3 separate regions of the Homo sapiens genome follow, and regions 1 and 2 are each linked to region 3. The links are chromatin contacts, found by Hi-C or POLR2A ChIA-PET in ENCODE. All regions are on one chromosome and are shown on one strand. Each heading gives the region's core, a stretch centred on a gene start or an enhancer-like site at or near the end of the contact. The rest is flanking DNA. Distances are from core to core; before and after follow the strand shown. Region 1 overlaps CASC15 (cancer susceptibility 15). Region 2 holds the start of NBAT1 (neuroblastoma associated transcript 1). Region 3 overlaps LOC105374976 (a long non-coding RNA gene).

Evidence for each region. A loop is a pair of places that touch in the nucleus more often than their neighbours do. ChIA-PET counts read pairs that join two places held with the same protein, here RNA polymerase II (POLR2A). Pooled maps may share reads with other maps.
Region 1: a map with no recorded cell type shows a loop between it and region 3 (5-fold over the local background). The contact joins two enhancer-like sites. A Hi-C loop is called at or near these places in 1 of 37 single-sample maps with no recorded cell type and 1 of 50 pooled maps. POLR2A ChIA-PET finds 5 or more read pairs at or near these places in 1 of 52 experiments (GM12878).
Region 2: a map of IMR-90 shows a loop between it and region 3 (6-fold over the local background). The contact joins the promoter of NBAT1 here to the enhancer-like site in region 3. A Hi-C loop is called at or near these places in 3 of 168 maps with a recorded cell type or tissue (IMR-90 and posterior cingulate gyrus) and 11 of 50 pooled maps. POLR2A ChIA-PET finds 5 or more read pairs at or near these places in 1 of 52 experiments (SK-N-SH).

What each region holds. Positions count from the first base shown.
Region 1 is chr6:21,868,135-21,872,353 of GRCh38, reverse strand. All of the region lies in intron 4 of CASC15 (cancer susceptibility 15), which reads right to left. Among named protein-coding and RNA genes, the nearest start is that of CASC15, 200 kb to the right of the region's middle. RefSeq lists a silencer at 347-396. Within about 2 kb of position 2,858, at least 2 of the 41 ENCODE cell types and tissues checked have a DNase peak (open chromatin) inside an H3K27ac peak, as active enhancers do.
Region 2 is chr6:22,145,170-22,149,387 of GRCh38, reverse strand. NBAT1 (neuroblastoma associated transcript 1) reads left to right here and starts at 2,195. Exons shown (of 3, transcript NR_034143.1): 1 at 2,195-2,348; 2 at 2,637-2,709. The region is part of intron 9 of CASC15 (cancer susceptibility 15); the gene reads right to left. RefSeq lists enhancers at 1-1,043, 3,669-4,170.
Region 3 is chr6:23,442,458-23,446,996 of GRCh38, reverse strand. All of the region lies in intron 4 of LOC105374976 (a long non-coding RNA gene), which reads left to right. The region is part of intron 2 of LOC105374975 (a long non-coding RNA gene); the gene reads right to left. Among named protein-coding and RNA genes, the nearest start is that of NRSN1, 680 kb to the left of the region's middle. Within about 2 kb of position 1,483, at least 2 of the 41 ENCODE cell types and tissues checked have a DNase peak (open chromatin) inside an H3K27ac peak, as active enhancers do.

The sequences.
Region 1 (4,219 bases), core at 1,609-4,108, 1.6 Mb after region 3:
CAAGAAAGAGGAATTAAGGGCCTGCAGCAGAAAAGAGGAGGAAAGAGGCTTTGTAGGGGCAGAAAGGAAGCCTGTTTCCAGTTACCCTTCTCTGTGTTTAAATTAATGGGCGATCAGCACCCGTGCTCCCCTCTGCCTTCTCTCCCTCCTGTTCTCCCAGCCCTCATGGGAAGAAGGAAGAAACAAAGGCAGAGGTGTTGCAATGCCACCTGCCCAAGCCTCTCATAGGCAATAAAGCCAAATGAGCGACCAGTACCTGGGACCCAGGGAGCAGAGCAGGAAATGAGAAACTGCAGAAGTTGTGGCAGAAGGGCAAGCACAGAAAACCCTACACCACCAACACCTGAGGCTGCAACACCCCAGGCAGCCTCACTGAGTGAGCTGTTCCCAAGCAAAGGGCTTTAGGAAACCAGGCACACGTACAGAAGAACAACGAAAGTAAACTTCGGTTGGCCCCTTGAGAAGTTAGAAAATGCTTCTAGAAAACAGAACATTTCTTCTCTAAAAATGAGTCAGGGGGCCGGGTGCGGTAACTCACACCTGTAATCCCAGCACTTTGGGAAGCCAAGGTGGGCGGATCACTCGAGGACAGTAGTTCAAGACCAGCCTGGCCAACATGGTGAAACCCTGTCTCTACTAAAAATACAAAAATTAGCCGGGCATGGTGGCTGTGATCCCAGCTACTCGGGAGGCAGAGGCAGGAGAATTGCTGGAGCCCAGGAGGCAGAGGTTGCAGTGAGCCAAGATTGTGCCACTGCACTCCAGCCTGAGTGACAAAGCGAGACTCCGTCTCAAAAAAAATAAGAGTCAGCGTACAGCCCTAGGAAGAGGTGCTAATCAGGCTAGCATGACACAAGTGATAGAGCCTAATGCGTGTCACACTAAAAGAAGTAATGTTCCATAATAGCACTGTGAACACCTAAATCAGTTAATTATCTTGATACATTTTGCATTGTGTACTACAGTAAGAATATACAGAGGGTGACCCATCACAACTGAAAACTCGAAAATTTTGAGCACATAGATTGGGCAGGGCCTGGGATTTATTTGATTGGAGTCCCGGCCTAAAATAGTGAAAGTCCCCTTAAGTAATCACATTATCTAATTGCAAGATTTAAATTCAGTTCCTTACTGATAAAATCCATTGCACAAAACCTGCCAACCAATAAGGTAAGAGAGGTCATGAGTTTGAAGCATGAAGCCAATTCAAAAGAGAAGTTCTAGCTCAGAGAAGACATAAGGGAGTCCTCATCACCAGGTCCACAGTAACAAATACCCCTCCCTGCTCAGTCTCAGTGCACCTCAAACCGGCGTTCTTAAAACCACAACTACGTTTGCCTTAAAACTATGCCCTGGGCTGGGCACGGTGGCTCACGCTTGTAATCCGAGCACTTTGGGAGGCTGAGGCAGGTACATCACCTGAGGTCAGGAGTTCAAGACCAGCCTGGTCAACATGGTGAAACCCCAACTCTACTAAAATATAAAAATTAGCTAGGTGTGGTGGCACGTGCCTGTAATCCCAGCTACTCGGGGGGCTGAGGGAAGAGAATCACTCAAATCTCGGAGGCGGAAGTTGCAGTGAGCAGAGATCACGCCACTGCACTTCAGCCTGAGCAGCAGAGTGAGACTCTGTCTCAAAAAACAAACAAAAAACCTATGCCCTGAATTTTCAAAAATATAATGAGTCAAAATTAGTACTACTCAATGGGCTCAAATTAGGCTCAGCTTAGGGCTGCATGCCTTTGCACTTGCACAGCTGGGCTCCACCCCTTCAGTCCCTGCCTCAAAGAGGGAAAGACTTCAGACAAGTCAAGGCAGAGGAGATGTGTGCACCAGGCAGCAACAGAAAAAACTATCCCTGGTGATTATGATATCCTCCAGGCACCCAATTCTGAGACCACAAGGAGTGACGATTTACCACGTGTTGTGGGAACAGGCTTGGGACTGAGATTGACATGAGTTAATTCAGCTGTGGCACTCAAATCCACATATGCACAACCATTGTGCAGTCCTGTGGCTCCAGCAAATCTCAAGATAATGAGGGAAACAGTGCGACATACAGAGAAAGGCACTGGACTGAATCAGAAGACCTAGATTTTTCTTATTGACTCTGCTGGCTAATCTCAAGGGAAGAGGCAAATCACGCTCTCTCTGGGACTAAATTTCCTCATCTGTAAAATAAAGAGCAGATGCTCTTTTCTGGCACAGAATTCTCACTGACATAGAAACTGAAATTCAAAACCATTTATATGTCCCCCTACGTCTAGCACAGGGAGCCCCCAGGACTTTTTAGCCAGAGAATTCATGGGCTTCTAAGAAGACTTAATACAGTGGTATTAGCAATGGGCCTAGGTAGGAAACACTATTCTTATGACCCTATCAAAATATCACCTAAAATTAAAAAGTAAAAGAAAATTTTGTTTTAACCACTTCACACTCAAGCACGTGCAGGGTGAGGGCCATTAGCTCTCCTCCTCGGTGCCAAGAATCAAGTCTCTCTCAACATATAGCAAAGCGAAGCCTTCCCAAAACCCTTACTATTGATGCAATGTGGTTGCATCAAATTTCAAATTTCTCATCAGACTGAACTCGCTGGCAGAGGACTCCCAGCAAGATAACTTCATTCCACCTGGTAAGCCACTTAATAGAATGACAGGAGCACCATTCTTGTGTGGTGTTGGGACCTGTGTGTGTTACGTGTCTTCCTAACTAGGCTCCCAATAGCTTTGGGGCAAGGAATAAGCCCATCTCTATATTAGGGATGGCATTTAACAAGGTGACTCAATACCTGTTAAGCAATAAAAACATTAGTCTGCACAGAGCCTGAGGTGCAGCCTACCGAGGTAGTTCAGTTCTTCCATGGCGTCCTGTAATCTACTGAGTGGGTGAAAACTGTCCTGGAATGACTTCCCTTAATAACTTTCCATCCCACTTCCACTCTTTCTCAATCTCTCCTTCCTTTATCTCATTCTGCCAATACCTAGATTTGAACCTCCCACTCAGGATGAAACACAGATGGGACAGTTGTTCTTTTCTCTCCCTCTCTACCCTCAAGCCTGATGTGTTTGCTTCTAGGTGTAATTTGAATTCTGAGTCATCCATCAAAGATGGGAACTCTCATAGTAGGAGGCAGAGAAAGAAAAAAGTTGGCCGGGCACAGTGGCTCACACCTATAATCCCAGCACTTTGGGAGGCCGAAGCAGGTGGATCACGAGGTCAAGAGATCGAGACCATCCTGGCCAACATGGTGAAACCCCATCTCTACTAAAAATACAAAAAAAAATTAGCCGAGCGTGGTGGCACGCACCTGTAGTCCCAGCTATTCAGAGGCTGAGGCAGGAGAATCACTTGAACCCAGGAGGCAGAGGTTGCAGTGAGCTGAGATTGCACCATTGCAATCCAGCCTGGGCAAAGAGCAAGACTCCGTCTCAAAAAAAAAAAAAAAAAAAAAGTCACTCCAGATACCTTTTTTTCCCCCAAGTCCTAAATCTATACAATCAGATTTAAATTGAAATGTTCTCTCAGACCCAAAGGAAATGGGCAGTTGGCCAAGATGATAGCACAGCCCTAGCAATTGGGCACAAAGAGATAAGTCGCTCCGTAAGAGGGTACCTGGGCTTTATCACAACTCAGAAAATGCACTCAGGGGAAAATTGAGCTCGATCTGGAGAACCACTTGGTCCTGCAAAGAACTATTACAGTGAGAGTCTTCACAAGACTATCACCTCCTCACTCCTTTATTTTTCAAACCTGAAGCAACTTTTGCCTTCTTGTTCACCAACCTATTATCCTCTCTCAGCTTCAAAAGCTAACTGCCCAAAAGCTACATTTTCTCCATGAAGCCAATTCCGAATAGCATTCCCTAGGAGTGCTCTGCTTCCAAAACTTAAAAGGAGCCAAGAAATCTCAAGCCTCTGAGATTTAACAGCTTTGTGTGGTATGCCTGAATTGCCTACTCTCTTTAAGTCAAACCATAATCCCCCCTTTAAAATCTTGACAGTGACAGAAAAAAGGATTATATAAATGATAAAACCTATGGTGCTGATACATGAAATCCTGGATCCACTTCTCAATTCATTCACTGACTCTATGGAAAACATTAGGAACGATATTTCTCCCTTTGTAAAGTAGCTTTTTATTAAGCTGTGTTGACATGGTATCATAATGCTTACAGTCTTCTATTTAGAGTATGGCTCCTTCAACTCAGTAGTTTTGAGCA
Region 2 (4,218 bases), core at 946-3,445, 1.3 Mb after region 3:
CAGGTCAGGAGTAATTGTGCAGCATGAACACAAATACAAACAGAAAATGAATGCCATGGAGGAGCACTGAAAACAAATAAGAGTAAACATTCTAAGCCTACGGACCAATCAGCTCCTCCCACTGTCTCTTTGTGGAGGCTGTAGTAGCACCCAAATCTCCAAGCACAAGAGACAAGGGAGGGAAGTGAACGTGGCCTTGAAATCTCAACAACTGTGGTACCCTGACTTCCCATAACGATTACTGACTAGCTGCTGTTTGGCTTCAAGACAGCAAAAGCTCCTTCAAGGTTTAAACTCGGGAGATCACCAAAAATCAAAACTCCTTAGTTGTTTTTTAAATTCTAAAGTGGGAATTTTAGAATTTAATTTACCCTATTTACTCGAATGTAACTTTTGACTTCTCTCTATTGAAATGCACAAAAACAAACAAAAAAATTTATGTGTGGATACAGAGATAGGAGACTGGCAGTGCCATTTTTGGCTATTTAGTAAAACATCTTGTATTGATAGAGCTTGCACTGATATTTTCTCGCATGATTAATTTGCATGTTTAAGCGTTCACAGTTTCATTTAATGAACATATCCCCCCTGACAAATTGATAATTCAGCCTTCAATTACGCAGAATTCAGTTAAGTCTTATCTGTGTAATCCATCAGTATTTGATTTACAAACAGAAAATTTCTTAATCCATTTGCCCTTGTTTGAACTGGGTTTGATAACTTAGTTATGACTATCTTCTTCACTTTGTGGCACATATCACATAGTTATTCTTGGATAGATACAGTCACTGACGCAACCATGAACCGCTAATTACAAGCTGGTGACATTCTGCTTGTCTATGCAGCTTTGAAGTTCTAAGGCTGTTTTTCTCTTGTGCGCTTGCTCTGTTTCATTCTCTTCTCCTCATGCCACCCACCCCCAATCACTTACTCTCTCTTTCCTCTTTTCACTTTAAAGCCTTTCTGGATTCACTCTAGGACTATCTGGAGAAAGAGGTAAGAATGATCAGATTCTGTAACTTATTGCTTTTCCTTTCCTTCTGTACTATCCCTGCACACAGATCTACAGTTTGAAAGTACAGTAATAAGATCCTCACCCAGCCCCATCCGCAGGAATGCATCAACAGCTGGCCAAACATAATCCAACACACAGAGCTGCCTTTGTAGAATTAGTAACAAACAGTGGAAGGGCCAGACAGGCGTCCCAGAAGAGCTCCCCATGACAACTGGGAAACCTCCTCACCCCCAGGGTTGAGCTGACTCCACTGAGCTGGGGTTGGAGAACCCCAGCTCTCACATCTGAATCTACAACAAGCCTCAAGTGCCTGCCCTCAACCTCACTAGAAGCTATTCAGAGGGCATTCGGCTCTCCATAACAGCAAGTTAGAAGCAAGCATTCTCCATACTAACAACAGCCATACTCTGCCTCATGGCACATGCCTTTTGAAATGCAACACTGCAAATCTCCAAATCACATGAACAGCATTTACACCTGTACCTAACCATCAGCTGTGAGCTGGTAGGACCACCTCTCGTCTTTAGAAAATAATTTCTTTTTGCAAATTATAGGCTGATCCCGGCACTCTGAAACATGTAAATATAACACTGTATTCATCTCCACTGAGCATTTAGCATCTGAAGCCTGTGGTAGCCAGCTGGTCTCAAAGTCATCTGGGATACATTTATTTTGATTAAATTGATCAGATTTCTATTTACAGGATAGAATTTTTTTGCCATTACTGAATACAGCTGTGTTTACAGGGATTTGTAGAAGAAGAAAACAAAACCCCACAATCGGTCCTAGCAAAGCACAGAGCATTCAGAACTGGAAGGAGTTAAAACAGAGGGGGCTTGCTTTCACAGTAAAAAGAAAATTCTGCATGCAGCTGCTTTGGCCATGCTGTCTCACTAGTCAGGAAATGGGTGTTGAACTGGAGCTGAAAACACAAGCTGCAATCAAGCCCGATCCAGCAAAGTGACAGACTTCCTGTGTAAAATGGTCAGAAACCTTTTTTCATGTCTCTACATGCATGCACATGCATTTAAATCCATGCTGCGAGGCTGCGATTTTCTCTGGGGACACTGGTACAGTCACCTAGCCCATCAGTTCCTTCGTCGACAGCGCCGGGGACATCCAGACTACAATTTACAGTTCCTCTATCCATGTGCTGGGTTATAAATTATGCCATCCTCCCTAGAATGAGAATGCACAGCAAGCGGCAGACAATCACCCGGCATTCGGCATCTCTTTCTTTTCACGCGCTCCCTCGCTCCGCCTTTCTCCAGCTCTGCCTTCTCAGGCAGATACATCAGATACCTTGTTTATCCATCTTCAGCTCCACTCTGAGGTAAAATGCCACCACATCTCGCCATGGGTTGTCCCCCCAGACTAAATCCCTGGGAACAGCCTGAGCTGGGTGCACGCGGCCGAGGCGACGGCTGCCCTTGCCCTGCGGAGCACGGGTGGGCATTGGATGTAAGGTATTCCTAACTTCCCCTTCCCCAGTCCTTGGCGTCCTCTCTAGCCATCCCACCCCAGGTCTTCTGCAGCTTCACCCTGTCCTCCAAGTCCCCTCGCCCAGCTGCGAGGCAGGAGACCCCGGCCGGAGCTCCGCCAGCAGGTCCTTCTTTCGCAGGGCGCAGACGCACGATTCCGGGATCGGGTGCACCACGGCGAAGCCCAGGCGGGAGACGGCAGGAGCAGCTCAGGTAACCAGGGGAAGCTTGCGTGCCCACGGAGATGCAGCCGTGGAGCTGTGAGGAAAGACGGTCTGGCTTCAGAATTTAAAAAAAAAAAATAGAAAAAAAAAAAAAAAAAGAAACACAAAACAGCGCAGCTCGGCGCCAGCGGGGGTGGAAAAAACAGACACAAACCATAAAAAAAAGCAAGAGTTAAAATCAAATTTCAAAAAAAAAAAAAAAAAAAAGGAAATACAGAGATCAGAGTACTTCATGCGACTTTTATTTCTGACGTTTCTTGGTTTATTGGCCTCCCCACCCCCTCCAAAATCTGTTCTGTCCCTGAACACCACTGTCTGTCCATGAGTGCCAGTCACAAAGACTCTTGCTCCCAAGTGCTGCAGACCCAGCATCACATGAGAAACCACATGACAAACTGCAGTCGGCTGCTGATGTGGTCAACTATTTCACCCAGGCAGGGGGAGCAGGAGGGAGACAAACCTCAAGTGAGACATGCCCCTCTCAGGCGGCCAGGAAGACATTTCCTTAAAAGAACAATGAGAAGCATGCCTCTGAAGCTTGCTTGGGAATACATATACACTTTTACATATGCGCACTTACAGAGACTAAAGAGGCCGTGGATACTTGAAGACATTCTGAGGATGCTGTACCACAGACACTAGCTGGATGGCAGCAATATTATTTCTAGTATGTATTAGTCAAAGCTGATTCCACTTAAGTGGATTCCTGAAAAGCACACACCACGTCTTCATAGCATGATCAGGCTTGGAAAACCTATTCTATTATCTCTCCCTGCAATCTGTATCTGAACCTGCATTCTGAATAATTTATTTTTAGACTAATAAGATGCTTGCCAAGACTGCTCCCTTTCTTCGGTAAGCAGCACAGGCAATATTCACCCGAGTAGGAAAGCCTCGTCCCTTTGTAGGGAGAAGAGAAGAGATGGTTTTTTAAAAATGCAATTTCTTATTTAAAGGCAGACAAACACATAGCAATAAAGTTCTCGCAAGTAATCTTAAAAACAAGTGAAATGTTTCTGCTTCATTGAATCGACATGTCTCTTATTTGCAGTTTGGCATCTCATGCTGGCAAATGGTGGTGATATTTTTCTAACACTGCTCATGGCTGCAGCTACAGCCCTTAAGCCACATGGATATTGCTACTTCTCAGCAGGGTGAGAGCAAACAATTGCTTTCTGGAGCACCTTCCTGTGGAGGTGCTGCACTGCCAGGTATGCTTTACTAGTTACATTAAGGCAAGTACAAGTGAGATGGCCTCAGGGTCTGTAGATTCTGTCACTCATCCTGGAATTAAGTAAGTTGCCTATTTGGGACGTCCTTCCCAAGACGTGAGAGGTATACCTTTTTAGCAAAATTGATTATGCCGGCTAACTAGAACCGGAGAATCATTAAACAGGTGGGAGGTAATTGTCTACAACATGTCTTATTGGACTGTGTAGATATCAAGGTAAGTGGCCTTTAATTCATTTGAGATGCCCTTTCAGCCTCTCACTGTATA
Region 3 (4,539 bases), core at 234-2,733:
CTGCCTGTCTCTGTGCAAACGTGACTGTCCTTACAGAAAGCAGTAGACATATGGCTATCTGGACTGTTTTCAAAGGATATGGCCATCCCTCCTTTGAATAAATCATTCCTGCCGTTTAACAACCTTTACAGTTGGGACGTGCCTTCTCATAAAGAACTTGCTTTTAGAATTGACCAGGGTTTCTCCATTTTGCTGGGCAAAACAGACTGCTTTGTATTGTTTGACCACATACTAATGCTTTTGTAGAGAAAGAATTCATTACATGGTGAATGCGGGAGGGTGGTGGCTATTTCTTCGGAGAAGTGCTCTCTTCCCTCCCTCAAACTCCTACAATTTCAGATTGGATTGTCTCAGATCATCTTTTCCTTCCCCTCTGGGTTACAGTGCATCACACTAGATGGCAGTAATACCCCAGTTTGAAGAGTCCATTTTACATCTTCCCTCCCCCATTACAATCTTTTCTTGTCCATAGCAATATGGAATAAAACATGCAAATAAAATCCCTTCATTTTGTACAAGGTTCATTCAGAAAAGCTGATATACAATTAAAGCTGGTAATGAAAAAAATGTGTTAAATGATATAGAAAATTCAGGCATTGTGAGTTTTTTTGTGTGTAGCGGGTACGGGGGCCAGTCTCTGTTTTGTTTCTTTGTTTGTTATGGTTGTTTTTCAGATAGATATAGTTTCATTACAAAAGAAAATTTGTTAGAGCCAAAAGTCTAAGCTTAAGTGGTAAGGTAAAAGTGTATTTCTGAGAAAAGAAAAGAATTCAGTCATGCCATTAGCTTATTCTTTTCTGAAATCCTATGTTTCTTCCAGCAGATTGGCTATGCTTTTATGCAACATTAACCTGGATTTTCTAGACGGAGATGGTCAGATGAAAGCTCACAGCCCTATGTATATTGCCCACTAACAGGGAGTAGAATAACTGGAAGGAAAACAAAACCAACTCAAAAGCTCCTAATACAATGAAGAACCCTTTTCATTGTTTTTGTGTAAACCTGGAGGTTTGCAGATGATTTGGAAGGAGACAAATTTAGCTTCTGTAAAATATTCTTGGACAGCTAATCCAGACTTCCAGAATGCCCTACTGAGAACCATCTAAGAACGAGATGCAAAAATAATGGCTCTATTCTGATTGGCAATCATTCATTTTACATGTAAAGTAGTAAAAACATAAACTGTTTTTATCAAAACAAACTCATCAAACATTTAACTTGATGTTACTGGAATGTTATTATTTTTTTTCCTCTTCCAGTTCACAGCCCTAGGCTTTATATTGAAATTCACAGACACAATGCTCTCATTTTAAAGGAAAGCATGTAATCAACCTTTTAAAGATAACTACACAGAAAACTGAAGCAGCGTCATAAGAAGCAATGTGAATTCATGAGCAAATATGAAGAATGTTGCTCACCCCACATGTGAAAATGCTTAGTGCATTATTTATAGACATTGTTTGACCGGGGAGATCAAGGTCATGTGTGGACTCCTGGGCAATGGGTCAAATCTTAAGAGGCTGCCCTGATAATCCCTGCTGACAGTTTCTTGGATTGTGTTGGTGTACTTAAGTAGATGCATTTTCCAACTTGGAGGGAACAGTGAAGAACTTTAAAAAAAAATTAGTTAGCTATTCATTTATCTGACTTGATCACAACTCATTAATTTTGATCAGAAACAGTGTATACGGTAGGGAGGTTGCTATATTCACATGCTCTTTTCCTAAACTCTCTAAATCATTCCACTAAGAGAAATACACAATTAACCTTTCCCGGTGACAACTGCTCCTTGCCTTCTACCCCTCGCCAATAATGTTTCCATATATTCCAATGTCCAGAGTAAAGCAGACTCAATAATTAGTGTGACTCAGAAGAAAATACTGAAATCTTAGAATGTTTACTGTAGAAATTCTCATGGAAAATTATTTCTAAATGTTTTTAAAACTTATATGTTAAATATTGTAGAATTCCATATCTTTGTCACCCATAGTGGGCCCATTGTTTATGTGTCACCCTTGGGTTCTCCTGTGTTATACAGAAGATGTAGACTGGCTTGCTCAAGTAATCATGGGACATGATATTGAGGTCCTGACCTCTTCTAGCATTACATGGGCAGTGGCATATGGTGGGGAGGTTGGGAGGAGTGGGACACCCCAGTACAGGCAATAAGGAGGTACATTGTCTGTAGATAATTTTAAAATGACAGTAAACCTCACTAAAATAGGTCTGGTTTTTATTATGACCATGCACCAGCCATTCTAACAGTGTCAGTAATAAAACTGTTACCCCTGCCAAGCAGATCCTCCCCACTTCATGTCCCTCCCTTGAGGGCTGCTGAAAGGGGAAGTTCTTGATGCCTTCATCCTAGCTCAGAGGGGCTGTATTTTCTACCTAGGTTTATATGTAATATTAACATAAACAAAACAAAAGCACACAAGTTCTCTCATCTTGCCTTTTATAATATTTCCCAACTTAGTCTCTATCTTTTCTTCAATTTTAATTTGGAGATTTCTTAAAGTATTCTTGTGAGCACTGAGGATTTTATGGCAATTACCATGTACTATGAACACTGAACACTTCTAGATTGACCTCAGTTTTATTGACATCAATTCCTTTGGCTCTTTCTTTACATCCAGGATCAGTAGATCAGAAATGATTGAAAATAACAGAATCCTTCATATTCACAAAATACTGTAAAAGCAAAACCTGCAGGAAGAGATGTCCCTATTTAATAAGAATGGAATTGGAGATAATAGAAGATGGCAAAAAGGCCTTCTGTGGAGGGCAACGGACACAAACTTATCACCAAAGTCAGTATGAATCGGGTAGCCCCTAAACAGGCAGCTCAGGACATTGGTTAGACACCTCTGCATGAAAGTATTTTTAGGACAATTAAATCTGTCAATGATTGAATTTATAAAAAAAAAAATTTATGAATGGAAAGCAGTGCTGTCATCATTTATACAGCCCAAAGAGGTGCATAAACAGGATCCAGAATCAAAAGCATAGATTCTGAAGTCATGCAAAATAAGATTTTAGTCCTGACCCCAGCACTTACTACACATATGACATTGCTTAAGCTATTATTTCAGACTTGAGTTCTCATCTGATTAACTGGTATAAAGATAGTATAACAATAGCATTTAATGGGGTTGCCATGAGGTTTACATGATACTATATAGATAAAATGCTTACCTCAGTTCTTGGCACAGAGAAAACTTTCAGTGCTTCTTAGCTGCTTGATTCCATATGGAGCTCCACACGCACACTGAGTTTTCTCTGGCCTAGGCTAGCCACCAAGTAAGTCAATAGTGGGTTTACAAGCCTCAAGCAAATAATCACTCAGGCTTCTCCTCTTAGCTTTCCATCTTTACTCACTTTCTCACACTTTAATCCCAATTACTTGGTTAATTAGATAGTGTCCCATGCCCTCTTGCCTGTGTATATATAACAATATTATACTCCTAGCATGGGTGGTAAATTGTTTCCAGAGAAAAAAGGCAGAATCAGGGTGAACTACAGTCAGAGAATTTTCCATGGGATGGGAGAAGCTGGAGGTCACCTTCAAAGAATAGACTGGGTATGAGGAAAGGGAGCAGGAAGACCCGTCTCCTCAGGGCTGGGGGAAGGTCACCAGCACAGGAACATGGAGATGGGTCTTGAACAATTTGAAATTAGGTTGGTGAGGTGGGCAAGGCTGCATGGAGAGACCTGTGAATGCTGAACAGAACTCTATTGACAACGGAGGACACCACCTGGGATTCCAGATTCAGAGCTGGGGTTGAGTTGTGGGGTGAGTGCTTGGGCTGAGATTGGAACTAGGAGTTCTAGTTAGGGTTGGAAACTGAAGCTGGGCTTGGGAGAATGGGGGTTTTCATGTTTCAAAGCAAAAGTACCTGTATGGATGCATACGTTTCAGAGAATCCAAATCCCTTGAGGTTAATCAATGGATTTCTGTTGAACAGCCTCTGTTGCCCTCTGTCTATATATGTGTGTATAAAGTAATATGTTGTGTGTGTGTGCGTGTGTGTTCATATATACATATGAATGTTGTATAGTTATTCAAAGCAGTGACTGGTCTTGTTGCAGGAAATGCTGTCTGATAAGTTTGCTAAACTGAATTGTAAAAATAAGGAATAGCATTTATTTAACTCCATGCTAGACACTTCATATATGTTACCTAATTTCATTTTAACCTAATGGAAATGGAGGAGAGAGATTGCAGTTGGTGTGCAAAGGGACCTGGAATCAAGGAAACCAGACAGTAATCTGCTGCCAAAATCCAGACTGGAATTGATAAAGCAAGCTGTGGAGTGTGGTAAATGAAGGTGGGAATGGAAGAGAAGGGGGAATATGTGAGAAATGTAAGAAAAGGAGTTATGACTTCACTTTGAAGCGGACCAGGTAGAAGAGCTTTTGGAGAAGGAACGCTGGAAGATGTGGGTGAATTTAACAACTGAGGGGGCTGCGGGCTCTGAAATGTTTGTAAGTTGCAATGTGCTCACGCTAATATATAAGGGATTATTATATTATTTTACC